Linked DNA regions of Mus musculus: regions 1, 2, 4, 5, 6 and 7 are each linked to region 3. Evidence: chromatin loops called from intact Hi-C (ENCODE). Cell type or tissue: left cerebral cortex. All regions are shown on one strand.

What was found. Hi-C counts contacts between places; a loop is a spot of excess contacts. Peaks named below come from ENCODE experiments on the same cell type or tissue, not always from the same donor. Only the 100,000 strongest peaks of a DNase experiment are listed, where the experiment ranks them.
Region 1: a loop joins it to region 3, with 3 times the contacts of the local background. A loop is called at or near these places in 10 of 42 quality-filtered maps.
Region 2: it touches region 3 in a loop (2.7-fold over the local background); 2 of 42 quality-filtered maps call a loop at or near these places.
Region 4: it touches region 3 in a loop (4-fold over the local background); 7 of 42 quality-filtered maps call a loop at or near these places.
Region 5: a loop joins it to region 3, with 3 times the contacts of the local background. A loop is called at or near these places in 4 of 42 quality-filtered maps.
Region 6: it touches region 3 in a loop (5-fold over the local background); 19 of 42 quality-filtered maps call a loop at or near these places.
Region 7: a loop joins it to region 3, with 4 times the contacts of the local background. A loop is called at or near these places in 2 of 42 quality-filtered maps.

The regions. Positions count from the first base shown.
Region 1 is chr3:137,144,432-137,148,431 of GRCm38, forward strand. No RefSeq gene overlaps it. Among named protein-coding and RNA genes, the nearest start is that of Gm26107, 79 kb to the left of the region's middle. In left cerebral cortex, a CTCF peak has its summit at 1,773; no DNase peak of the experiment used is centred here.
Region 2 is chr3:137,545,256-137,549,255 of GRCm38, forward strand. It overlaps a transcript of Gm4861 not described here. Among named protein-coding and RNA genes, the nearest start is that of Gm4861, 5.4 kb to the right of the region's middle. In left cerebral cortex, no CTCF peak of the experiment used is centred here; DNase peaks (open chromatin) are centred at 2,477 and 2,952; H3K4me3 peaks cover 788 bases; H3K27ac peaks cover 789 bases.
Region 3 is chr3:137,751,588-137,755,587 of GRCm38, forward strand. No RefSeq gene overlaps it. Among named protein-coding and RNA genes, the nearest start is that of Mir6380, 30 kb to the right of the region's middle. In left cerebral cortex, CTCF peaks have their summits at 929, 1,509 (motif pointing left) and 1,708; DNase peaks (open chromatin) are centred at 1,012 and 1,470; H3K4me3 peaks cover 732 bases; H3K27ac peaks cover 1,356 bases.
Region 4 is chr3:137,558,813-137,562,812 of GRCm38, forward strand. No RefSeq gene overlaps it. Among named protein-coding and RNA genes, the nearest start is that of Gm4861, 8.2 kb to the left of the region's middle. In left cerebral cortex, no CTCF peak of the experiment used is centred here; DNase peaks (open chromatin) are centred at 2,126, 2,466, 3,004 and 3,352; H3K27ac peaks cover 1,541 bases.
Region 5 is chr3:136,893,899-136,897,898 of GRCm38, forward strand. All of the region lies in intron 8 of Ppp3ca (protein phosphatase 3, catalytic subunit, alpha isoform), which reads left to right. Among named protein-coding and RNA genes, the nearest start is that of 1700006H20Rik, 59 kb to the right of the region's middle. In left cerebral cortex, a CTCF peak has its summit at 1,780 (motif pointing right); a DNase peak (open chromatin) is centred at 1,774; H3K27ac peaks cover 794 bases.
Region 6 is chr3:135,884,816-135,888,815 of GRCm38, forward strand. It overlaps Slc39a8 (solute carrier family 39 (metal ion transporter), member 8), which reads left to right. Exons shown (of 9, transcript NM_001135149.1): 9 at 1,990-3,757. The coding sequence ends at 2,139. Among named protein-coding and RNA genes, the nearest start is that of Gm31243, 15 kb to the right of the region's middle. In left cerebral cortex, a CTCF peak has its summit at 1,947 (motif pointing right); DNase peaks (open chromatin) are centred at 1,956 and 2,963; H3K4me3 peaks cover 213 bases; H3K27ac peaks cover 235 bases.
Region 7 is chr3:137,478,063-137,482,062 of GRCm38, forward strand. No RefSeq gene overlaps it. Among named protein-coding and RNA genes, the nearest start is that of Gm4861, 73 kb to the right of the region's middle. In left cerebral cortex, a CTCF peak has its summit at 2,091; DNase peaks (open chromatin) are centred at 1,912, 2,807, 3,297 and 3,993; H3K27ac peaks cover 2,876 bases.

The DNA.
Region 1 (4,000 bases), 610 kb before region 3:
AACTTCTTCCTCTGGGAGGAAGGCAAGAATATTAGGGCTCTCTCAACGAGGGGGTGGTGTACAGAAGAAAGGGTTACCTCAATATGAGGCTGAGTGTACACAATTTCAGTTTGGAAATATGTATGAGTCTCAGAGCTTTCAGCTTTACCATCAGTGAAGACTCTGGTTTCATTGCACAGAATATTCTATGTACTCACTGATAAGTGGATATTAGCCCAGAAACTTAGTATAGTGAGATATAAGGTACAATTTGCAAAACACATGAAACTGAAGAAGAACGAAGACCAAAGTGTGGACACTTTGCCCCTTCTTAGAATTGGAAACAATCACCCATTGAAGGAGTTACAGAGACAAAGTTTGGAGCTGAGACAAAAGGATGGACCATCAAGAGACTGCCATATCCAGGGATCCATCCCATAATTAGCCTCCAAACGATGACACCATTGCATAAACTAGCAAGCGTTTGGTGCAAGGACCGTGATATAGCCGTCTCTTGTGAGACTAGGCCGGGGCCTAACAAACACAGAAGTGGATGTTCACAGTCAACTATTGGATGGATCACAGGGCCCCCAATGGAGGAGCTAGAGAAAGTATCCAAGGAGCTAAAGAGATCTGCAACCCTGTAGGTGCAACAACATTATGAACTAACCAGTACCCTGGAGCTCTTGACTCTAGCTGCATATGTATCAAAAGATGGCCTAGTCGGCCATCACTGGAAAGAGAGGCCCACTGGACAGGCAAACTTAATATGCCCCAGTACGGGGGAACGCCAGGGCCAAAAAATGGGAATGGGTGGGTAGGGGAGTGGGGGAGGGGGTGTGTGGGAGGCTTTTGGGATAGCATTGGAAATGTAATTGAGGAAAATACGTAATAGAAAAAAAAAAAAGAAGTATGTGTTTACCCTCTAAGTACAAAGCCGACATGTAGGTTCTTTGGTTTATATTTGTTTGCCAAACTTTAAAATAAATTCTTGTTATTAAAAACAAAAAAAAATATTCTCAATATATCTAGTTGTCCTTCATTAAAATGTCTAAGATTTTTGAAGGAGTTAAAACCACTTCAGAAATCCCACTGAAGTTCATTTCCACTATTATGACACATTTTGGAAAACTCACAGATCCTTTGAATTTTTATGGTTATGATTTTTTTCTTTACTCCTTGGTCCAGCATTTCAATCAAAATGGACTAACTAGTACTTCATAACAAATCACCCTTGAGACTTAAAACATGATTCCTTTCAGCGTGTGGTTTCTCATTCTCTTTCCTCTCTTGTGAGGGCTTGTCATCATGACGATGGCCCTAGGAAGCTCTGGGCTCCACTTCCTCAATGATTCGAGGTTAACAAGAGAGAAAAAGTGGAAAGTTTGTATGTGAGTAACAAATTCAGTGTCAGGAGTGTCCAGATAGGTGATTAAGTCCACAGAGCATTACTCCAAGGAGATGACATTGAGATAGGACTCGGCCTCAGGTGACTAACATTTCAAAACATCTCTGCCCATGACTATCCTTAATCATCAAAAATGTCATATTTTCTATATAGTGGCTGGGAAGCTACTCTTCTGTGGTAATTTTGAAATGCCTTTTTAAGTGTAAAAAAAAAAACACAAAAAGGAAGAAACACATTTTAAAATATGTGTATAAAGACATGCCACCTAAGCAGTTGTCAAAGTCAATTGTCAAGAATAATCAGCTCTGAAACTGATTATTGATTCACCATTCAATGAAGATAGTATTTTCTTTCTTCTCCACAAGAAACAACCCCCCCACAACATTTCTACCTATAGGTGGCAATATTGGTGTTTGTTCAAGTCAAGCACAAAAGACAGGATGAGTGGGGGAACATAGTTTAATGACCTAATTAAGAAAATGATTGCCTCTGGAATCTTTGAAAAACACAAAGCAACTTTTGAATTGGGGTCAGCTTACTCATCTTTATGGAATTTAGACTATCTTTGCCAAACACCCCCCACTGAATTATAGATTTGAGTAGGAAAGATATCCCTTCAATTGGGTGTACTAGCTAACAAGCCCCAATGTTATTGTCCTTGGATATAACATTTTAAACCATCAATAAAGCTAGACTTTTACTTGTGCTTCCTTTTGATACATTAGAATAGAATCTGAACTATTTGTCTAAGACCTGCAGCCATCGAGTTTAGTTTGCAGAACACAATGAGTTTCATGCTTTTTGAGACAATGATAATCACGAGTGACTCCTGTGATGAGAGGCCCCTGTGGCCCTTTGGTGTAATGCATATTAACTTTGTAAACTAAATTAACGTTTTGTGGAGCTCATAAGTCCAAGTATGCATTGAGTCAAGAGAAAAAAACCCCAGGGGCCCTATCCTACCCCTTTGCAAATTATAATGTAACTGCCGGTGGATAAGCTCAGATTTCTGTTAAGAATGGTTTATAGCTCTTGAATGGTGTGATTCACCATTAAATTACTTCTATATAAATTCTGTTGTACTCTCTATCTGAAGCTTGATTGTTACATTGTGGAGGGAAATGAGTTTAACTTGATAAATAATACATTGAAGGGAAAACAAAGAAATTTCCGAGATGAGAGGATATTGAATAGTTTGGTCAGAATAATATTGACAACAAAACTGTACGTTCTTAATTAGGTAATAAACATAAGCAACATGCAGTTTCTCTTACTTTATAGACCCAAGACAATAACCAGGAACCATGTGTGTAATTTAAATTAAACTAACTAAATGTAAAGCTTCAGTTTCCTGATCACACGAGCCCCAGGTTAAGTGCTAGGCATCCTCGTGTGACAGGTGTAATGTTCTATATCTATGGAGTGCCCTCACCATTGCAGAAAACACTACAGGGCAGGACAGCGCTGCTCAGTACTGTAGATTCTGTGTATAATGATGATCTTATTTTCCTCAGTAGCCACATGACACTGTCAAATGGCATCCAGAGAAGATTTTCTGTTTAAAGAACTATAAATGAAAAATTCTAGGCAAAAATGGGAACTAAAGTTGACCACTTTGCTTCATAGTAGAGATACACAGATGCCAGGGCATATGAAAGGTGAGACGTGACATGTGATGTATTGTCTATAGTTCAGCTTCCAGCTTCATCTCTGGCTTCTCACTCCCTTCCTTCTGAGTGTAGAATGGCAAAGCCTTTGGCCAGAACTACGTGCTGCAAGGGGAAGCCTTGTCCCGACAATGGCCTTACAAGCACGCTCTAAAGATTAACCTGACATCTGTCTCCTGCTGTATGCTTTCATTAACATTAATTAATTCACTCCTTTTTGAGATTTCAATTTGCCTAGATGATCCATTATAAATTAGAAAATAATGTGCTCAGGTTATAATTTAAAACGTTCTCAGCTGATAGTTAATGAACTTGATTCAGGAAGGGTAAACTGAAAGAATGAATTTTTAATGCTAATTTAAAGGACATTAGTTGCTATGGACAGAATGATTTCATTGCCACTGTTTGAAGCAGGGAAATTAGGCTGCAGCTGCAGTGGCTCCCATAGGTAACTAGCAACATCTGTACTTGCGAAGGGGTTAAAATTTGTCTGGACAGCAAAGAGACGCAGAGATGCTTTTCTAAGACAAAGATACGTACATGGTTGGGAAACCTGGATACTCTTATCTTGTAAAGTTGTTCCTCCTAGTTCTCCTTGGGAACACAATGAAGCAAAGTCATATTCTAAGGCCAGATATGATCACTTGGGTCGCTTCCCTCACAAACAAGAGGCAAGACACTAGCCCTGCCTCCTTACCTCTGGCTGTTGTGAGCATTGTTTTCATTAAGTGCCAATCACTGTCTTATACTGAATTTGACCATGGGCCAGTGAGTATATAGATAACACAATTTGAACTTGTTTATTATTATTATTACTATTACTATTTTAGTTTTAATTTTTTATTTTTTGGGTGGGGGGATATGGAGAGACTGGGAAATGAGTGTGATCAGGGTGAAATTCCCAAAGAATCAATAAAAATATTATGTTGAAAAAAATTCCAACTCA
Region 2 (4,000 bases), 210 kb before region 3:
AAGTTTCTCTCCATTTAGCTTGAGGTTGGCTACTGGTTTACTGTATATTGCTTTTACTATGTTTAGTTATGGGCCTTGAATTCCTGATCTTTTCCAGACTTTTATCATGAATGGGTGTTGGATTTTGTCAAATGCTTTCTGAGCATCTAATGAGATGATCTTTTTTTTTCCTTTGAGCTTGTTTATATAGTGAATTACATTGGTGCCCTTTCCTCCTTTTCATTCAGTCCAAGACCTAGACCAATTCAATGGTGAGACCCACATTGGGAATGGGTTGCCCCATGTCTGGACCTGATCTAAATGACACCTCACAGGTATGCCCAGAAGCTCCTTTCCTTGGTGACTGTAGGTCCTGTCCAGTTGGCTGTTGATATTAGCCATCACAGGGATACTTTTCCATCAGTTCTGCAACTAACATCTGCCTCTAATTCTTCTTACTGAGCACTTACCAGACTGGGGGCCAAGGTCAGATTACATATCATTCTTTTTTGAGAAAGCAAGTATTCACTGAATGCCCATCATTCATCAAGGGCATGAAGTTATTTTTGAAGACAAGTAGAATGCTAACGAGAGATAGGTTGTGTCAGGAATCAACAAAACATTTGCGCATTTTCACCCGAATAACCTTAGAAACAAAGTCCATCAACTCTTGACCCTTAAGAACTTTTACTGTTGGAAGTGATGCTATTGGAGGGAAGGTACAAAGCAGCTGTGTGTGAAAATGCCTGGAGTATCAGGAACTTAGATCTGGATCCTTACTCCCCTCTCCATCTTATTCTGCTGAGTTATAGATCATTAACTATTTACCTAATGTCTTATCCTATTGCTATCATGAAACACCATAATCAAAAGCAAGTTGGGGAGAAAACCACTACTTAGCGTATACTTCCATATGGTAGCCCATCACTGAAGTCAGGACAGGGACCCAAACAGGGCAGACACTTGGAGGCAGGAGCTGATGCAAAGGTTATGGCTTGCTTCATAGTGCTCACTCATTCAGCTTTCTTATAGGATCCAGAACCTCCAACTTGAGAATGGCCTCACCCACAATGCTCTGGGCCCTCCCACATCAACCACTAGTTAAGAAGATGACAGATAGGCTTGCCTACAGCCCAATCTTATGGAGGCATTTCCTCAATTGAAGCCCCCTCCTCTCTGATGTGCCAAGTTGATAGAAAATTAGCCATCACACCTAACAGATACATGTCACTCTGAGTGCAGCCAATAATCATTGTTGTGATACATTATGGAAGGGGAAGCATTGGCCACCAAGAGAGAGTAAGGATAAATTTTCTGAATGTCTTCTGTGGATGTTTTTGAAAGAGCCGTAAATACTATCAATGGGATGGGATGGCACTGTGCGCTGAATCAACAAATACTTAAAACTGCTTAGCCATTAACTTATGTATTTAGACTGTGTGTGTGTGTGTGTGTGTGTGTGTGTGTTTGCATGTGTGTAGGTGTAGGTGTAGGTACACACTTGGAGATGTCCTCTTCGATTTCTCTCCACCTTTTCTGCTTTCTACTATGAGACAGGGTTTTGACTGTGTTTGAAGCTCAGACTCAGTACTATGACTGACCACCAAACCCAGAGATTCTCTTGTCTCTGCCTCCGCAGCACTGGGCTTACAGACCTGTACCATTATATTCATCTGTTTACATGTGTGATAAAGACCAAAGGTCCTCATTCTTGCCGTCAGAACTTTGTCCACTCATCCTACCTCCCAAGCTCTGCTCTGTATCTTGAACCACTGCAACACAGAGAGACTAGCATAGAAAAGCACAACCAATCAGAATGTAGAGGTGTGGGGTTCAGTCCTAATGGACACATCTACAAAACAACTGCACATTGCTGATCATTGGTGCGGCGGTGGTGGGGAGCCATTTTCTTTAAGGGCGTGGCCCCTGGTAGGTCCATCATGCTCCAGTGAATGGCCCCACACCAATGAATAGACATTCAACACAAATTAGTTATTAATTTCATACTTAATTAATTTAATAATGTATTAAATGAAAACCAATAAGAGAACAGCAAATTGGGGTGGATCTGGGATTTGGGGTGAATATTATCAAAATATATCCTATGAAATTGTTAGACTTAATAAAACTATGTATCTAAAACTTTGGTTGTTGTATAAACATGGAAAGTTGTATGATCGGACTGCTTAGTTTGTGCACTGGAATTCGCAGCCACTGAGCCCAGTGCACTACTGGTTCTTAGATGCCTCGTTTGCCTTTCCACTGCCAGAGCTAATGGCTTCATTCCCGGCTTAAATTTCTGTCCTCCTGTTAGGTGCCAGTATCCCAGCAAAGATCTGTTTTTTACAAAAGGAAAGTCAAATCGTTACAAATGTCCTGCTATTCTTGTGAGTCTGTGTCCCGCTGTGCGCTGGCCTCCCTTTGAAAGGCTGCACGGAGGATGAGAAGGAAGTCAATGGAGATTCTCCTGTGATGCAAACACTGAACAGAGGCCCCCCGCCACCTGGAACCCTGTGTCCTGCTGTTCTGCTTTTAGTAGTTCTGCTTGCAGTACTCCTTTGAAGTGTGTCCAAATGAGACTGTAAGTCACGAACACAAGCTGCCCCACACGCTCCGGGACCAAGACACACTCTTGTTCTCCCGTGTCTCATCTAAGGAATGTTTTAGCTTTTAAAGAAAAACTTACTCATGCTTCAAAGATGATATTTTCTCGGCAACTGGGAAGGCAAATTCTTGGGGGAAGAGAGAGTGGAGGGAGATGCTGACCACTCCGGTCCCTCAGGAGGTCCCTTTTCAGGTCACTTTCACCAATTAGCTCCCAAGGATCCTTGCTGACAGCAATTTATAGATGAAAATCCAAACCAAATGAGACCCAGCTGTGAGACAAAGGCTTCTGTGGTAAAAACCAGAGAACAGAGTGGAAGCTTTCTGGGAAAAAAATGTTTGGGAACTCCTCTAAGCAGCCCAGGAGGCCGGCTCTCTGGGGAATATGCTGCCTCGCTCAAGCTGTTTCCATTCTTGCTCCTTGGCTTTTTCTCCGCAGCCTGGTTCAGCTTTCTGCACGGAGCTCTGAGTCCCTTGGCCTTGAAGACTGAGCCTGAGCTTAAAAGCTAACACTTATTCCACCTAACCTCTTTGCCTTCTGGGTTTGTCCATATGAAAAGGATACAGAAAAGGTCTCAGGCAGAACTCTGAGGGAAAAGTCAGGCAAATAGAACGATAAGCTTCATGAATGGATATTGCTTTCAGTCTATGTCCAAGGCAAGGTTATCCGTTAATTTGGAAAAAAACAAAAACAAAAACTCAATTTTGATAACGGAGACTCTGTATGCTTTTAAAAATGATGAGGTGACCGCTGAGTGACTAAAGTGCTTCCTGCACAAGCAGAAGGACCTGTGTTTGGATCCCCAGTGCCTGTGTTTTTAAAAGTCCAGAAACAAAAACAAGTCTGAGTCTCAGTTCTTGAGACTCAGAGACAGGTAAACCGCTGGACCCCACTGGCCAATTGCTGAACTCCATTTTCAATGAGAGACCCTGTCACAAATGAAAGAAAGAAAGAAAGAAAGAAAGAAAGAAAGAAAGAAAGAAAGGAAGGAAGGAAGGAAGGAAGAAAGAAAGAAAGAAAGAAAGAAAGAAAGAAAGAAAGAAAGAAAGAAAGAAAGAAAGAAAGAAAGGAAGGAAGGAAGGAAGAGGGGAAGGGAGAGAAGGAGGAGAAAGAGAGGTAGGAAAGGAAGAAGGAAGGGGAGAGAAAGAGAGAGAAATAGAGAAGTAATTGAAGAAGATACTTCACACTTCACATTGACCTCTGGCCTTCACAGGAGTGAGCATTTACCTACACACACACACACACACACACACACACACACGACTCCTTAGTCCCATGATTACTGAGTTTTAGTTATACTAGGAGAATCAAATTCTTTGTATGATTTTTTTTCCAGAACTTAGTCTTCATAAACATGATATTATGTTCAGAACACCCAAGAACAGATAGGAGATTCTCATCAAATAGTAAAATGAC
Region 3 (4,000 bases):
AAGGTGAAGCAGCTCCTGTCAAAACAGCAAAAGAAAGCCTGAAGGAAAAAAAAACATGTATTAATGCCCCATAGGACATTAATGGCTCTCTGTCCGACTTCGGAGTCATGGCACCTTCATGAGGTGCTTTGGTCTGTGAAGTGCCTACAGTTTGATTTCTTGGTTTATGCTTTTAGTGCACGGACTTCATTTACTTATCTGGGATGTGGGCTTAAGCTGAAGAAGTCTGGGATGCAGGCAGTGGGCCCATCGCCGTTCTGAAAGCATCATTGAATTCTGACTCACCATTTATAGACACTGCCCTGGGCACTGTGTCACTCCCCTCACACCCCATGTCCCGGGTCACTATACCCCTTTTTGGTGCCTGCAATGTGATGACGAGCCATGTCATCAGATAAACTGCTCTCTTCTCTTCATTTACTTGATGTAAATACAGCCGGTGGATGTCACACCAATCAAACAACGCCCGCCCTTCGGCTAGCCAGTGCTTTTCTGCTACTTTGTTGTAAGCACATTGGACCCTCTGAGTCAGGCAAGATACATTGTAGACAACTGCTGGTTAACTCACATCTGAGTGGTTAAATTTAGACTTTATTCTACTGTCCTGAAAAGGGCTAGTTCCCCTTGGAATGTGGGTTTTGTTCCATTCTTGCCAAGTTTCCTGTAAAACTTTTTTTTTTGTTTTGGTTTTGATTTGTTGTTGTTGATGATGGGATGTTTTTGTTTGTTTGTTTGTTTGGGGGGTGTGTTTTTTGTTTTGGTTGGTTGGTTTTGGTTTTTCGAGACAGGGTTTTTCCTTATAGCCCTGGCTGTCCTGGAACTCACTCTGTAGACCAGGCTGACCTAGAACTCAGAAATTGGCCTGCCTCTGCCTCCCAAGAGAGAGGCAAGCCGCACAGGTAGCAGATCCCAGACTGTGGTTCTGGGACTGGCCAATGGAGGGCTCCACGGGCCAATTGCAAGCTGTCTGACTGAAGGCTCTGATCTCTCTCAATGTCTCTGCTAAACTGAGCATTTTTAACAACTTCGTACAGTCGCTGTGAAGCATACAGCGCATATTAGTATTTCACATGTGTTCCTTTCCTTCTCTTCTACCCCAGCCCCAACCCCCAAAATTAACGTTGCCAATTAAATTTGCCAAATAAGGCAAAGGCTACTGAGGTCGATTGCAGCTGCAAGATTAAGTCTCTCTGTCCCACCCAAGTGCTTAAGAAGTGTCCGGCACAATCCAAACTCCAAAGGATGTTAAATGCTGTTCCCCTGCCACCCACTCTAGCCGCCAGGGCCCCAATGCACATTAAAATAAGATTAGGGCAATGATTTAAGCTGAAAATTGGGCTGCCAGAGAAAGCACCGGCCTCACTCCTGGGGGATTAACTATACCTATGGGTACAGAGGCAGGCGCCTCCGGCTAGCTGACGTCAGCGCCCCCGGGTTGTTTTTGCCCCCCGCAGTGTGGGAAGGAATGGGAGTGGGGAGGATGCCGGAGTGCAGTGCCTCGCCAGCGCTAACATAGCCCACTGGCGCCCTCTCGTGGTACTCAGTCGAGTTGTTTCCTTTAAGAAAACAAAGCCAGGAGCCTCCGAATAGATAACTAATGGGACTTCCATACTTGTCCTCCTTCTCTTCCCAGGGTATGGAGAGTTTCCCAGCACGGTCACGGTCACAGAAAGCTGCTGATGAGAGAGTACTGGTACTGCTTTGTGGCAGACCTGAACAAACATCCAGTTTAGGAAGTGATAAGGACTTCAATATTTGGAGAGAGTTCTGGAATGTTCTTAGCAGTCTTCACAAAGAAAGCAGACTGCAGCAGAGGAGAGAGATTTAGACTGCCCTCCGTGAGCCAGCTTCTCATGGCGACAGCCTGGCTGACACTGCAAATGAGGCCCTGTGTTAGATCCACTCCACAGACTTAAGACAAGGCGTGGACCAGAGTCTCCAACAGCCTTGCTCAACAACAAAACAACAAACAGGAGGCAGTTACAGCTCCCGCCTTTCTACTTCCTGTGTCTATTTCACGAATCATGCCGAAAATAAGCAGTTAAGCTCTATCGTGCTGAGGAATAAATAATAAATGATTCTGACTCGACAGCAGGCAGATCTGGAGAGGAGAAATATTTTGTACACGCTGCCTTACTTCAGCAGGTGAGAGGAAGAAGACGCGTTCTGCAGACCTCCACCTGCCAATGAAGCACTGTGGTTCACAGGAGACAACATTCACTCACATCCCAACACAACCAGAAACATACACACACGTGTACACACACACATACATAGACACACAGTCATACACATCACACACACAGACACACACAGACACACACAAACATATACACACACATACACACATGCATAAACACACAGTTACACATACACACACAAACATATACACACACATACAAACATGCATAAACACACAGTTACACACATACACACAAACATATACACACACATACACACATGCATAAACACACAGTTACACATACACACACACCAGAAATGTAACTTGGTAATGTTTGATTAAGGAAACAGGAAGCCATTAGCTATCTCTGAACTCTGAGCTCCTGTTACAAACCACCACATCAACAAACTGAACGAGTATTTATTTGTTCACTTATTTATTTTGAAACATATTGGTTCCCTGAAGCCCAGTCTGGCCTTGAACTCCTGGTTGTCCTGCATCTGCCTTCTGAGTTCTGTGCATTCATACCTAAGCCACCACACATAACAGGTGTATATGTTTTGTCACAGAAAGCAGGGAGTTCAGTCCATCATCAACAGCCCCATCCTTCAACCAGTTATAGGCAGCCTCCTGCACTGGTTTGCCTTCTGTTGATATGATAAAACATCAAGCAAAAAAAACAAGTGGGGAAGGAAAGTTTTACCTTACCACTTATAGCTCACCATGAAGGAAACTCAGGGTAGAAACTAAGGACGACCCACGAAGACAAAGGGAGCAGAAGAGCAATCGGGGCCTGGATGGCTGTGAACTTCTGGGACTTAGCTTCAGAGAGATAGCTCATCGTATTGCTACAGGGGTGAATTATATAAGAGTTCTGAGGGTTGCCTACAGGAAGAGCTGATTGGTCACAAAACAGCACCGAATTATCATCTGGACAAGAAGAAGAGCCAAGACTCGTGTACTGAATCACAAATCACCTGCAGGAGACTCTCGGCAAGGTCGTCTCAGAATAAGACATCTGAGCTGAGAGATGCTCTCCCATTAAGGCTGGGCAGAAAAGAGGAAATCCCACTGAGAAAGGGTGTCCTCCATGTGCTGACCTTGGAGAGCTCTCTGGACATGATGGACTGAGACCTTAATAAAAGGGTCCTCCAGCAATAGTCCAACACCTCAGTTTCATGTTTCTAATCTCCCAAGACTAAAGGAGATGATTACTGGAGGGGGATAGTAGGGAGGGTGGTATTTGCTTGCTTTGAGACAGGGACTCACTCTGTAACCCTGGATGGCCTGAAACTTGCTATGGTAGACCAAGCTGGCCTTGAGTTATTGAAGATCTGCCTGCCTACTTCTGCCTCCTGAGTGTGGGGATTGAAAGTGTGCAGTATTCCTGTTGCTTTTAAGACACTCACTCTGTGGCTAACTTTAAAGGCAATCCTAGGAAATTCATCAAAAGACGTGCAACACAAAACATGTCACAAGTGGCCATATGTGAAACACAGCAGAAGATGATAATTTTGGATGCAGCCATGAGGAAAGATGTCTTTGAGCATGTGACATTGTAGCCGGTGGTATCTGGAAACATCCAGGAAATGGTAGGAGGAAGGTCAGCGGAAATAAGACCTAGAATCAACCAGAAAAGCATTATTTTGGGACTACGGCTCTTTTGACTTTAGGATCCTTAGAGTTATCTCAAAGTGTGTTCCTTGGGCTCTCACACGGTCCAACCACACAAATCCACACATCAGCCATGACTAGAGAAGGATGGCTGAAGGGGACTCTTGGTCCCTGATACCTCTACAAATCAGAGCAGGGTCTGCC
Region 4 (4,000 bases), 190 kb before region 3:
AAAATCAAAACTCTAGAGGCTTGCAATTTATCAGTCAGATTTATATCAGTAAATTCTCACTCCACAAAACGCCCACACAATGAACTCAGAGCCAATTGACATTGATATAAGCTGCCCAGCTAGATAAGACAAATTGTCCTGCAATTCTTCATTCCTTATAAGATATTCATTGCTACCTGTGGCTATGTAAAGCCACACAGAATCTGGATCGTCTTCCTCTTCCTCCATCTTCCTTCCTTCTCTCCTGTCTCTCCTATCTCTCTCCTCTCTAAGACTCCCAGCCCACCTTCTTTATCCACTGCCTATTGATTGGTTCCTTGAAATCTTTATGCATTCGGGGAAGATTCTGCCATATCTTCCAAACCAAAGGCTTATCTTTCTTGGAGTACCATCAACGGTATTCATGCGCAGTAAACCCAGAAGTAGACAGTCATCAGTTTTCTCACCCTCACAGTCACCTCTCAAAGCGCCAAGCCTCTGTACCAGCCAGCCAAGTCAGCATTCTCCACTAAAATGCCTGTGCTTCCCCTCAGCCCTCCACCAAAATTCCCACATCCTTATCTTCATTCTTCTCTCTCCATTCTAGTCGCCCTTTGTGGATAATGGCCACACTGCACTTTACCTAGAGAATGCCCAAATTCATACCACAATTCCCATTCTCCAGATCCCCAGGGTCAGTCACACTATCCCTCACTCAATAGACCAACTGTTCCCACATTTAACAACCCTAGAGAAGTAGGTCATATCCATTCCAAAATATATTCTGATGCAGCATCATCTCCTAAGATAGCCCCTCTCAAACTCTTGATCTTATCTTTCAATGAGCTTCATATGTGTGTGTCTGTGCATTTCTCACATATGCTTGCATGGTTTTGTTTACATAGACTCGATGATAAGTCTCCTGCCCCTCTTATTAAGACTATTATCACAGCCAGACTGGGATCTCTGGATCCCTCAGTTAGCCACATCTAAGTAGCTATCCCCTCTGCTCCTAGATGTTCTTTCTCACCCTCACCAAACTTCCAATTCATCAAATTAAAACCCAGTATTTTCTGACTGGTGTACCCTGACTCAAATCTTTCCTTCCAGGTTCTCTTGCACTACAATTGAACCTTAACCTTATCTTTTGAAATAACAATCGTGTAAACTATGCTGCAGTGATAAACCATCCAAATATCAAAAGAAGTGCAGTTTTTGTTATAACACCTATGCTTTCTGAGTAGGCTGGCTCTGTCCTCCATGGTGTCTTTAGATGAAGTGGAGGCAGCTCTGGCTGGAGCCTCATGATCTGCTCACGGAAAGGATGTCAACACCACACAATGGCTTCCTAATCTTGGGAAGATCTAATCTGCTCCTATACTTTCTTCATCAAAGAAAACAAACTGCCAGCCAAGGGATAACTCTACCATGTAGAAAACCCCAGTAAAAGTGAAATAGCAGAAAGTATTTAGAACAGATAATACAATCTCCCAACCATCACTAAAATTATGGTACAATATCAAGACTATTTCCTGTTTTTATTACTTTTTTTCCTCCAAAACACCTCAGCCCCAGCAGGACTAGCATTTTGGAGGAGCTGTGTATGTTCCAGAATGCTAAGCAGAAGTTCTGTCTCCCTCTATCTCTACCCAATAGGTGTCATGTGCTCTACATTTACCCAACGTGTCAATAAAAATGGCTCCAGACCTTGGAAAGTCTTCCCTGGAGAAGCAAAGTCACCCCTCACTGAAAATAGACTAGTCTAGAGTCTATAGAGGGAAGAAGTGAGGTCGAATCATGACAGGATCTATGTGATATTGTGCAAGTTTAATAATTTATTTTAAAATAGCATTAAAAATACAAAAAAAAATAATCTCCTGCCTTTTATGGGGAATAAAAGCATTAACTTCAGAGGCAAAGCATACCAAGTTTTGCACCTTGGTTTCATTGGTCCATAAAACACTGCAAATGTTGCTTAACTCCAATAAACCTTAGTTGTTTTTTTTTGTTTTTTTTTTTTCCCCTCTTCAGCAGGAGGCAGTAACATTTCTCTTGCAATCTTCCAGTAAAAAGTCAGTGCATGGTTTTTGGCATATGGTGTATGCTAGCAAATGACAGCTGGCAGCAATGGGAAAACTTTCTCCAAAATACATAAAAGAGGAAATGTTCACCAAAAGCCTGACACAGAGACAAACAAAACCTGTGCCCCATTGTGCATGTGCACGCGTACACACAGACACACACACATACACACACACACACACACACACAGCCAAAGGTCTTCTCAGAAGGGTGGCACCACAGCCCTGTACAATACTGTCTGCATTTGTTTCTCCATAAATAAGATGTGTTGTCAAGAAACTTGAGCTCTGTGGATTTGCCATAAAACACATATCCTTGGATATGAGCAACAGGTTTTCGTAGCACTTTCTTGGATGTCAGCAGATTCTCACAAATCAGAGCAGCAAAGTGTAAAACATATGCCCTCAGCAACCTGCCAAAAACCAATAAAAGGAACCTGCAGAGAAGCCAAAGCTGAGAGGCGGGCAGCAGGCTGGGGCTGGAAGCCTCCATAAATTCCCATGGAGATGCACTTTCAGTGAGAGCCCGAGTAAACAGAACAGTTTTAAAGGATGAGACAATTCCTCATATGGCGGCTGCACACCACACAGTCGAAAACTGCAAAATGACAGGTCACTGAGGCATTTTTAAATCCAGTCTTTGGGGACCAAGAAAGGATGACAAGTCAGTTGTTTTGTGATTAGGAAATGGACCTCCCTGTGGTGGAACTGGCCTTTCATTAGAGAGTGGCATGTTACCATGCTCTCAAGACATGGGGCATTTTGTATCCAGGTGCAAAACAATTCTGTTTGCTTGCAAAGAAGTTCACAGAATAGTAACTATGAAAATTACACAGAAGATTAAAGTCCCCTTTATAAGGCAGCAAACTATAAATTCTATTTTCAAACTAGCATGAGTCATTGTCGCGTCTAAATAGAATAACCTCCTGGCTTTGTATGCTGTTTCTCCTCCTCCTCCCCCTCCTCTTCCTCCTCCTCTTCCTCCTCCTCTTCTTCCTCCAACTCCATAAACTCTTGGGAGACTTTCAAGTTGGTAGAAAGATTTAGATCCCAATACCCTAGAGACTAGAACATTTCCCAGCACTAACACAGCAGCACAGAGTTTGCGTTCCATCAAAACTCAGATTTCAACCCAGAGGGAATTGTAACTGAGCCCCTTTCTCCAGCAAAGCTGGGGACAGCCTGCTCAGAACATTAAGCTTTCTGACTCTGCTCTTCATCCCTCAGAAATCCAATGCCCTGAGGCCTGGATCCCAGGCATCGTAGGTGGCTCTCTTCTGCACCACATAGCTAGTGCCAATACTCCAGATCCCTGCTTGCCCCAGTGCAAAGGCAGCTCTCTCCTTACAGTGTCAGAGCATCCAAAGCACTCTCAGCAAAGCGGGCTCCCAGCTCAGACTCTGAATGCATCTGTCCTCTCCTCTTGCTGCATTTCTAATCCTGAAGTGGAAATTTGGCTTAATGAGCCCCAAAGGGCAGCCTCTGCCAAGCTTACTAAATTCTAAGGAGATAATTAACCAGATAGGAAAAAAAGTTTTAATCTTGCAAACATAAAAAAGATTGATATTGTATTATGTGCAACTAAAATTGCACAAGCAAAGCATCCCCCCACCAGCATTCAATAAAATAAATTAAAGGTTAGCCCCAAACTTAGAAATGAGTACCTGTGCTGGTCAGGGTTCTGGATCAGTTCTTGAGTATTTTTAATGACTGAAAGAGTACATACAAAGATGCCCATGCATGCATGCATTTAGTCAGTAAATCTGTATTCTGACATACATATTTACTGACCAGCCACCAGCTGGTTCTGGCCCACCAGAAATAATTAGTTTGTAAGGTCCACCGGAAGTTGTGATTTGAATATTTGATATGATAAAGGATCATAACAACACATAGGTATATCTATAATTTAGGGTCAAAACATAGCAGATTGTCATTCT
Region 5 (4,000 bases), 860 kb before region 3:
GAAAGATGTATTCTTCCGTAGGAACATAATGTCAAAAGACTTTTGTGTCAGATTTCTGAAGCACTTTAAAGCTATTATGCTGGAAGCTTATACAATATATGGGGGTGGGAGTCCATTATTCGCTGCTGCCGTTCAGAGTGTTGATTTGAATAAAATCGATGTTAACTAGAATTTTAAAAAGCCATGCAATAAAATTGAGTTGCAAGACTCTCTACCACGTAGTCAATGGAAGAATAAGTCCTTATTCTTATTCCCTGTCAGTTAATCGTTGATAGAGACGATAACCACAAAGAACATTAGCTGTACTGTAGCTAGTGGAGCGACTGCAAAATAAGGCAATTTTAGGACTAATGCTAGCTGTGATCAGATGTGTGTGTAACATGCAGTCATTCCCGTTAGTGTCTTCCTCTTGCCTGTAGTTAATCGGCAGCTTTTGGAAAGTTGGTGGGGCTAAACATCTCACCCTGTGGTGGCTCCCTCGTTCACTAAGCCATTGCCTGTCCTTTCCCGTCTGCCTTATCACAGTTACTTTCTCACTCACCCTGAGTATCTTCTCCCTTCACTCGGACAGCTTTTGCGAGATGCCAAGGACAAAAGATGGACACTTAGATCCCAATTATCCTAGCCTGCAAGAGGTCTGTTTACATTTACTGGATGGGCATTGGCAGCTCTATAAAGTGAAGGGAAAAATATTCTGTAAATGATGAATGGAGCTGCTTTGGGGTTGCATGCTGCGCAACATGGAAATTCCATCGTCGTTTCGTAGTTCCTGTTATCCGCTGCCACATGCTAGTGCATGGCTCCTCGGGAGCTGCCAAGAAGATGGTTGTCCTTCAGCTGTTCATTTACAGTTTCACCACACAATACACAACACATCCCCTTCCTTCTTTTATAACCTGCAAAAGAAAACTTTAGCAGTTCTCCAACTTACTACCCAGAACAAATTTCAAGTTTACATCTAGCCACATATCTCTTCCCATTTAGAATAATTTGCTCACACCCCTATACCCATTTCCGTAGAGTAAATGCACTCAGAAGAACACAGCATTTCCACCCCTCCTTGTGTTTATTCGGCTCTGTTGTGTTATGTCATTGTTAGAGGCCAGTTGTTAGGGTCATTTCAGAGAAGTATTCACTGGAATCTATGTAGACATTTCACATGTGGGAAACTCATAAAATAGAAAATCACATATTAAGACATAAGATCTAATACACCCACTACATATTTTAATTAGTTAATTGTGTATGTATGTGTGTTCGAATACAGATGTGTGCTTGCTGTAGGATAACTGTGGCAGTCAGATGAAGGCTTTCAGGAGTCACTCGTCTCCTGTCCCCTTGTGGGACCTGAGCATTGAACTCACATCATCAAGACCGTGTGTCAGCACCTCTGCATGCTAAGCCATCTCACCAGCATCTACTCTGCATTTTAATCGAATCACTCCATATAGAACTCACGTGCCTTGGCTGGAACAGCATTCCCACTTCTGCAAAAAGCACCACTGCCTAAGCAGTGTAGCCAGTGTGGGAATTACAAGCCTCCAGCAAAGTAATACTGCAAGATACTTGCCTTACATTGTTCATTGCTGATGCAGTTACTGAGTTTCATTTTTCCAGATTGTATAGAGTGAAGTATTCTGAAAGTGCAGTGAAGAAACATAATGCATTTGTAAGCTAATTTAACAAAGTGTTTTAAAATTTATTTTATTTAAGTATATGGGTATCCTGCCTGAGTACATTATCTGTGCACCATATACCTGCAGTACCCAAGAAGGCCAAGAGAGGGCATCAGATCCTCTGGAACTGGAAGTACAGGTGGTTGTGAGCAACCATGTGGATGCAGAGACTCCAACTAGGACCTCTGGAAGAGCAGCCAGTGCTCTTAACCACTGAGCCATCTCTCCAGCCACTTAACAATTTTTACAGTATCCCCAAATAATTCTAATAAGAGTAATAAGAGCCAGTTTTATTGATCTGTTAATTGTATAAAATGAGCCTGAGAGGTTTTCTTAGCGAGAGGTACATACCCATTCTATCCAAATTTTGTTTTTGTTTTTCACTGATTAAAATTTTTATTTTATTTAATTTTTTGAGTTGCGATGCCACTTCTCCATCATGTTGAACCCTGAATCTTTCACACAGACCCACTATGGAGTGCTCTTTTGCTAGTTGAACAAGAACAGTTGGGAATGCACGCTTGACACACTAAATGCATTTATGATCAGTCCAGTGATTGATTAGATTATTACTCTGGGCCTACTAATCTAGTATTCTCCACACATCATTTAACACAGAAAAAAAAGGCATAACAATATATAATCAATGGGTGGCCGTTACTGCAGACTCCTAGAACGTCTTGACCTTTCCCCCGTGGTGTTACTCAGTCTTGCGTTCCTTTGCTTCCCTGGAGAATGGTGTTGCTGGTAGGTAGGAGGCCATGTGTAACAAGGTAACCATGCCCAGGAGAGAGTTACCTGTGTGCAGTTACAGGGCAGCCTTTCACTTTCTAGGCTGTGCCAAGCCTCCAGCTGGAGTTTGTGGTGGCCTCGGGTTGTCCCTGTGGTGGCATCCTTGTTCTGAGTCACTATTGAGTCCATGGACCTCATTTCCTTTCTGTGCTGACACAGTGCCTCTTTCCTCACTCCCGCCTGGGCCTTGCCTGTAGACTTCTGCTTGTGTATAATTAGCTCTGGCTTTATGTCATTTGGAAACGGTCTTTGACATTTCCCTACTCCCCTTTCCTGCCATCTCCCCTCATATTATTTATGGCCAATAGTAGTAAAGAGTCTTTGTCTTACTCATTGCATAGAAGAGACTAATCATTAGCCTATGAGGAACTCTGTGTTGGGTACTGGTTCACAGAGTAAACCAGTTTGATATCTCATACTAAAGAATATCACTGTGGTTAAATTACCTGGAATCTGAAGGCTTGAAGTCTAACTCGACAATGACATGAGCTTGCATTTTGCACCTAAGTGTGTGAGGGGCCTGCAGAGGCTTTCTGTCACCACATGTAGTACTACCATGGCTTGGTTAGTTACTCTTCGCCTAAGTCATTGATGGTCTTACAATCTTAAATGAAAAACATCAAACAGAACGTAGAAAGGAAACCAGAAACTAAAGGTAGAGTTAGGTTTAGAATGCAAGGGACCGTGGAATCTGTTCATATGAGGCACGGTATACTGTGGAGAAGTGTGCATGCCTAGAATAGACATGCATCTATTTACATAATAATAAATGGAAATCATATGGCCCGAAAGTAGTCATTAGGAGAAGATACACGGCATCTCTGACAAAGTCAGAAAGCCTTTTCCTGTGGTATAGTGCTCAGGTCATAGACTGCTCCTAGAAAGTATTGCAAGCACACGGGGCTTAGCTCAGGACTTTTCCTTCCAGTCTTTTCGCCTCCTTCTGTGAAGGTAGGGCTTTGCAAAGGAGCCTGTGCAAAGGGGATGGTGATGCTAGTTTGTCCGCCAGAGCATCCGTAGCTGGAGCAATTGGAAGGAAATCACATCCCGGATCTGTTAATGCATTTTTTCCTGTTTCTGGATAGAATATGGTGATTGTACTTCTAGCAGGCCGCCATTTGTATCTTTCACATTCTTATTGCTTTTCTCTCCCTCTCCTCCATCTCTTTAAGACGGAAGGAGATGATCAATTACAGATAAGGAAATGAAAGAAGTTAACAAGGGTGAGAAAAAGAATAAAATTCAAGATGTTTGCAGTCTCCCTTTGGATTTTGATGTTCTTGCCACTTGTTCTTGCTTCATTACCAGCTTCTCTGGTTCTTAATATAGATGGGGAAAGGTGTTGATAGCTTTTATTATTTCATGAATGAAACTTGTGTGTGTGTGTGTCATATATGCGCGTGCATGGATGCATGCGTAAACCCCTTGGTTCTAAAGCTCTCACTATAATCCAGAGATGCAGTGCATGGTGAGGCATTGCAACAGCATAATGCATATGCTATATTCCTTGGGCTCCACTGGATATTAAAAGC
Region 6 (4,000 bases), 1.9 Mb before region 3:
TACTTTGATTTTTACAAATGAGAGCCTGGGTTTCGAGCTGAAGGGCAGCCTTCGGCCTCCCACTGGCTTCAAGGTCTTCAAGGCTGGGGATCCAGACCTTTTCTGGCCCAGCGTCTCTCGCTTTGTGAGTAACCTGTGCTAACAGTAGCTTGGAATGGCTGTCGTTGATTCTTTGATGACTGATCTTATGGATAAAGTAAGCACTTTTAATAGTGGGAGCTACTTTCTAAGGACTCCTTTTAATATGTGATGAATTAAACCCGTCTTCTCTTATAGTAGGCCTGACCCATCAGTTGCATAAGAATGTCACATTTAGAAGAATAAATAACTTGGTAGACGAAATACTTTTTTTATTCAAAGTGATTCACACTGAAAACTTTTGAAGTTAAGCTAAAATATTACACTAAATTAAGTAGAAATTAATATTGGACAATAAATATATATTTGAGTCAGTATTATTTATGTCTGTAGGTTGTGTGTGTGTGTGTGTGTGTGTGTGTGTGTGTGTGTAGAGAAAAATACCCTGTGTGTTTTCAAGCATACCTTGGACAGATTTCTAGAGAATGAAGTGTCAGAGTATAAAAAAGAGTATTTGGGTTATATTTAGAAATTAATGTATTACGTATAATTTAATAACATCTTTCCTTTGGATTACAAGCTCCAAACTGTAAGTGTCTGGCCCAGTTTGCTGTTCATCAAAGACCCTTAAAAAAGGCAGGATTTAGCTCTTAGACCCCCACAGTACTTACATTTTTCTGCCCAGAATTACCTTGCACATTGTCTTTATTCCAGATGGCCATTTCTTCCCATGACACAAAAAAGTTCTATCAAAGTTGGTACCTTTATGGAAGCGATACAGGTGATGTCCTATGTGACATAGTAGTTTCCTCATGTTAGAGATGTCACCAACTTTTTCCCTGTAAGAACTTCACGCCAGTTCTCTGACCTGCCTCTGGAGTCTGAAGATCCCTGGCATGGCTGCATCCAGGGTACCACAGCATTTATAACACATCATGCAATTTGTGTTTCTAAAACAGGACATACATGTCCCCTTGTGTAACCTTTGCAGTGGATGCTGTGGCTGAGAATGAACATTTATTTATTTACTAAAAACACCTAGGATTTTTATCTGTTTTCACTATAATGAAAGTATTATAATCTTCAACACTGGACCAATACACAATTTATTAAAAAATCTTGTCGCTCTGGGAGGAAAGAGCAAGCACAATGGAGAAACCAGAACAGTAAAGAAAGCTACTTCAAAGAACAGGTTCAGTCAGTTACACAAATGTTTTTCCCCTCCAGTCAGCCCGGAAAAATTATGAGATGGGCGGGGAAGCGGTTTCCATAAGTGTTTCTCTCCAGAGGAGCAAAGTCAGAATTTAAGCAAACAAAAATGTCACCATCTAACAAGAAAAAAACCCAACACTTCACCAACTCTGTGGTGGCACAAGGCAGGGTGATTATTAAGTCCAAGATCGTCATTAGTTACATAGTGACATAGTGACATAGTAGGGCAGCCTGGGCTAAGCAAGAAACAACAAAGTAAAACATGGCATACTTAAAAATACTATGAGATAAGAGGAACAATAGCATATCTAATGGGGATGAAGCAGAATATAGTATAGTATAGTATAGTATAGTATAGTATAGTAAGGGCTAACGGAAGTAAACAGAAATGCGTGCCTGAGGGTGAAACCCACCGGGTTGAATTCCTTAAAATTTGAGGTGTAGACAGCTGTATATGGGAAGAGAGTTGAGGAGAGAACGCATCAAGCCAGGTACATTCTATCTGGCTGTGTGACCTTTCGATAGTTTTACCGTGGATGCCGCAGAATACTAGGATTCCTCAATACCTGAAGCAAAACATTGATTGGTACGATCCAGTCCCAAATGAAAGAAATGCTCAGCTCCTGTGCAGAAACCCCAGACGAGCATTTCAGGATTCACCACAAGATGGCGACAGCCATTTAATAATGTGTCTTCTAGTTTCCAGAGATGAACGACATGCTGAGAGAAAAAGTAACTGGAAGACAAACGGATTTCACCTTCTTCATGATCCAGAATGCAGGGATGTTAACCGGCTTCACTGCCATCCTGCTCATCACCTTGTACGCAGGAGACATCGAATTGCAGTAGCCGGAAGTGGAGTATAACGTCAACGCGGGAAGGCATTTAATAACAACACAGAAACATCTCCATAGGGATTTTTGTTTTTTTAAAAGTATATCCTATTTAGTTAAAAGAGATTTTTTTTTTATTATTTTCAACTAAAGGCTAAGGAATCTAATGACTGGTTTCAGATATGTAGAATAGGTGAAATTTGTTGTTAAAATTTTTCCTTAAAAGGTTTTCGGTTTCAGACTGCAAAGGCTGGTGTATGGGGCCTTTGGTAAATACCTGGTTTTCAATATTTTATGCATATTAGAAAATTATCATGAAGCAAACACGTGCATTCACAAGCAGACATACAGATCCAGAGAAAAACACAATCTGGGTCATGTAAGGTTTCAGAACTTGCTTGGGTAAACAACAACAACAACAACAACAACAACAACAACAACAAAAACCTCAAGCGTTTTCAGAGTGGTTTTCTTCCAATTAATGTGTTTGACTGCTTTTAAAGGCAGGTGCATCAAATGAGGAAGAAAATCAAGACAGACAGCTCCAGTGCATGCAGGACCGATCCCAGTGCCTTAACGAACCCCAGAAAGATAGCGCACAGCGTTTGTTCAGCTTTATGTCTCAGTTGGCGACCTGTAGGATTGTTTTGAAAGCTAATACAAAGTAACATGAATTAGGAAAGGATGAAAGGCTTGCTAGCCCAGCAAGGCTTGGGCTCAGGGCTTGGTCCCTGAGTTATAAGCTTGAACACACCCTGCAGAAGACCAGAATTGCTTTGCTATGATTTATGCTGTGGTTCCAGCCAACAGAAATGCCTGAGGAGTATGCGAGACTGGTTAGAACTCAGTCTTGCCATGCTCTGGGATTGCTTTGTCATGGTGGAGAATATGTTGGGTGGGAGAGAGAAATTGAATGTAATTGTGAGCAATTTACTTTTTAAAAGATGAGCATAATTATTTAGCAGGGGGAATTTCAATAAATGCAAAAATCACAGCTGGGCTGGGCTGTGTCAGAGACTGATGGTGGAGGAGGCATGTGCTCATTAGGGGTGATTGACAGTCAGCAGAGACGGCTTCTTTTATGTGCAGTGTGCTTTGTTCCCATATGGTATACCGTTGGATGGAAAACCTCAGCATACTCTTTCTACCTTTCGTAAAACACACAGCTCACTGAGTGTTTGAGCACGTTGTAGACGATCAGTCTGAATTGAACATCCTAATTTCAATTCACACTCCCAAGTAACTTAAAAAAAAGATGATTTGACAGTGATGAGAATTAGTAATAGAAGCCAAGTTATCTCAGGAATTATGTTTTCCTATAAGCCCAAACACATTTTCATGTAATAACAGTGCAGATTTGATAAACTTTAACATATATGTTTATGTGTATTCTCACTTTATGACTGACAATTAAAAAATATTATTTGACCAAACAGTAAAAGCTTTTGAAACCATGTACCGTGTCAGTTATTTTTCTCTTAATATGTCTTTATTTTGAGTGACATCATGTGGCTGGTGTTATGAGAAGAGAGGCAAGTAGAGAACTGATGTTGTATTATTTTAAAAATATCTAGCAAAAAAATCCTACAAAGACTAATTTTTCATTTCAATAAACACAATCTATATTAGTATAACCTTTCGTTTCAGTGCTTAACAATCCTTGCTTTTTAAAAGTATATGCTGTGGGCTGGAGATATGGCTCAGTGGTTAAGAGCACAGACTGCTCTTCCAGAGGTCCTGAGTTCAATTCCCAGTAACTACATGGTGGCTCACATTCATCTGTAATAGGATCTGATGTCTTCTTCTGGTGTGTCTAAAGACAGCTATAGTACATTCATATATATATAAAACATTAAAAAGTACAGATTGTATGTATT
Region 7 (4,000 bases), 270 kb before region 3:
CTTGGCAGTCTTAGAAGCCTGCTACCCAACGCTTAAGAAAAATTCTTACATTTTCTACTTTGGTCAGTGTTGGGTCTAATATTTTTTCAGCCTACCTTCAGAATCCTCAGATAATACAACATGTGAACAAGATAGATCTCTGTGACAAGAAATGTTGGTTAGGTTTAGTTGAAATTATTATTTAAGCAGTGGTAGCAATATATAAGTTTTAAAAACTTGTCCTAAAAACCTTGAAGCATTTCCTACATTATCCATACTGTCTGTTTATACATGTGTGTGTTAATGTTCATTAATCTATTTGATTATATTTTCATTGCACATAAGATAACACAACAGCAATAAAATCATTACCATAGAGGGTAGAGAGATGTCTCAGTGGTTAAGAGCATGTAGTACTCTTCCAGAGGACCTTAGTTGAATTCTTTAACTATTGGTAATCCCAGCTCTAGCAAGTCTGATACCCTATTTGGCCTCCATAGTATCTGTACTCCTATTTACAGTCCCATATTCAGAAGCACACACATACACATAATTAAAAATAAATATTTTTAAAACATAATCACAAACAAAAATTGTGCCCTTAATAAATTTCAGGGCAAAAAGATCCTGGCTCTGATTGACTCAAGGAAGAAATCTTGTTACCATCTATACTTTGCAGATAAATAGAAAATGTTGCTTATTCTATCTGTGGGCTTTATTGTTATTATTGTTTTCAGATGCTAATAAAGGCTTTATGTCAAACAGGGACCCAGACCCCAACCAAACATTACTCATTAACCTTTCTAGTGGCTCTCTTGGAGCAGACAAGACCATTAATTGTTCATCAAATGAGAGGCAGAATCTGAATTGAAATCCTCATCACTGTCTCCAGAACTCTGGCTCCAAACCTCAGAGGTCACGATAAGCCCCAGAAGGTACATCTTTGTGAATTATTGGCTTTATAGGCCTGGTCCAATCATTTAGTTACAATTAAGTTCTACATCTAAGTTGGCCACAGGGTATTCTGAAGTCCAAAATAGAATGGTATATACACCTCATGATTATTAATAATCTGTGAGCTCATTCTCATTATACTTCTTCATAACTATCATCTTCACTATGCTAATTTATGCTATCACACTATGATGTCACTTAGTGTAACCCCCCAGAGATCCAGGATTCCTCAAAACTATTAAACACTCTTCCCAACTTGGAGGAACTCTCTGTACACTTTTGCTTTACCACTTACTATCTCTGCCTCATTCTTCAAGAAGACAGTAGATGAAGGAGAAAGACATCAGAATTAAGCAAACAAACAAAAACTAAACCAAAATCCAAAGGTTGGCTTGAATATCCATTTCAAGGCTCAGGTCCCTTGCCAAAGGCAGGACCATTGGAGATGCAGCCACATCCTGCTCTGTTGGCCAAAAATTAAGTTTGTTTCATCTTGTGTTTAGAATAAATGCCAAATACAGTCCAAATACACAGTCCAAACACACTCAGTGCCCTTTCCTCGGTTGTGCCTTGGAGAAAAATGCAGTCTAAAATAATATCTAAGCAAGGATAAAGGAAAGCAAATAGAACATGGATTACAAAGTAAACGTGTTCCTGGACGAGGAAGTGAACCAGGGACACATAGACCTTTCAGACTCACTTCTGGCTGTAGGAGCTGAGGAACGACATGGATTCATTCCCTACATGGATTTGCTTTGTGCCAGGGAGCCTTTATGAGCTATGTTTTTTTTCTCAACCCCCATATCTCTGGGGAGACATCGGGGTATTTTTCTGGCTCTAGTCAAACTCTCCTTTGACTGCATGCATCACTCTCTCCTCATCAGTTCCTACTTCAAAATGCTTTAATCCCCCAAAATGTGTTGCCATGGTGACTCTGTAGTTGCTAGAAGGTTTTTGTAAGTGGCAGCCATTCTCTTGTTTATAGTTCAGTTTCTAGAATTACAGCAATAAGAACAAACGAAGCCTCACTTGTTAGAACAGGAGGCAGGGTGCAAGCAGTGCTGGACAGCGGGCGTGGTGGAACCCAGATCCGTGGAGAAGAGAGCAGAGCCGGGAATGCTGACTACAGGGAGAACCATTCCTAAAGCTGCAGACAGAAGCCACTGTCGAGCACAGACCCTTCTGTTGCTGTCAGCTTAAATAATCTCAGTTTTCAAAAGCCCCATAAGTGACTCAGTCAACTGAAAAAAAGTGTCTAGGCTTGAGAGACCAGGGGTCAGTAACTATGGCATGCTGTTGAGCTATGCCCTGTCACCTGTTTTATTCTTGTTTGGATGGGTGTCCTACAGTCGAAAATAATATTTTACTATACAAGGCAGAACAAAAATGGTTAATATGCAACAGAATCACATGTAATGAACTATATATTTTATCTACCAAATATGTTTATTGTGTGTTAAAAATTGTAAGATCTTCCCCTGGGCAAAAAAAAAAAAAATCTATTATAATGCTCATTTGTTTTGTAGAGAGGGAAACCACTTTTCTTGTTTATTGTAGTAGTTTAACTAAATATCAACCCACACCTGTCAGGTTCACTTTTAAAAGGATGACCAGGAAGGATTCTTAATTTTTAAAGCAGAATTATTCTAGATCACTTTGTAGCTTCTGGATTAGATGATATTTTCTTTTCCATCAGTGGAAGGTCAACTTCCATTGCTTTCTGACAGGGATTGTGGACACCATGACAGACACAGGAAATTGTCCACCTGGAACTCATGTTACCCCTGTGTGGCTGTGGTCTTGTTGTCACTTCAGAAAGCTCTGTTCTCTGTTTCATCATCTAATTTTGTGTCAGTTTTCGAAGCAGGGTCTCATGTAGCCCAGGCTAGCCTCAAACTTGTTATGCAGTCAGGTTTGATCTTGAGTTCCTGGTTCTCTTGCCTCTGCCACCCATATGCTGGGATGACAGCTGTGTACACTTCTCATCCATTCTTAAATTGAATTAGGAGGGAGACAGAGGAAAAAGAAAAATAATCTTTTTCTTCCCAAAGACAATGACAGTAGGACAGCAGCTTCGACCTCCTTAATGATTTTCACACCTTAAAGACAACTTTCCTAATGATTTTCTGGAGGAAATTCTTGTAAATTTCATCAAAGAAAAAGAGAAAAATGGCATTCAAATTTTAATATATAAGGTGTTATACAAAAAATATGCAAGTTATATTAATGAATTTTGGATTTTCAGATATACTTTTTAGGATAAATATTCATATCTTATGTAAGAGCAAGAACTGGTTTATGATACTAAAATTATAGAGAGACTTGCTAAGGTTGAGCCTCCCACAATCTCTCCACCTACATTAGCCATCCTAGGAAGAGCAAAGTGTAGACTTCAAATTTACTCAGGGTACATAAGAAACAGAATTTTCAAGGCTGACTGTTTGTAAGTGATAACAAGCAGCATTTAGAAATTTAGAAACATCTTCTTGGTGTATTTGCTGTTCTTTCATCATTCTATTTGAAAGCAACAGGTATGTGTGTGTGTGCAGTTATACACCTGTTACTGTTAAGAAGAAAATACTGATTTAAAAAAAAAAAAAAAAAGATATTCCTTCCCTGGCTCAGCCATCTCTCATTTGCAGCCCAGAGTGGCTTCCAAACCTTCACAAGATAATAACCTTCTAATTATTTTCCCTTTTTAGAACTCACATTTGGAAGTGTTTCACCTATCAAATGGCCAAACTTAATTAACTAGATATTTGTTTATTTGTTACCATTCAACAGTGAACATGTATGTAGCTCTTCATCATTTCTTCCAAAAAGCTTGTGAACACTAGAATACTGTATAAATTGATATAATTTTCACAGGAAGACAGGAGTTGAGGTCTCAGCCAGAAATTGCAGCAGCTTCCGTGTCAGAATAAAACATACGGTTTCTGTAAGCTTACTAAAAAAAAAAAAATCCATAATGAACATTGCCTACAGGTCTTCATTACTAACACCCCAAAGATTTCAAGACACAGCTAAGAAATATGCCTCAAAGACATGGAACTGTGTTCCACAACTT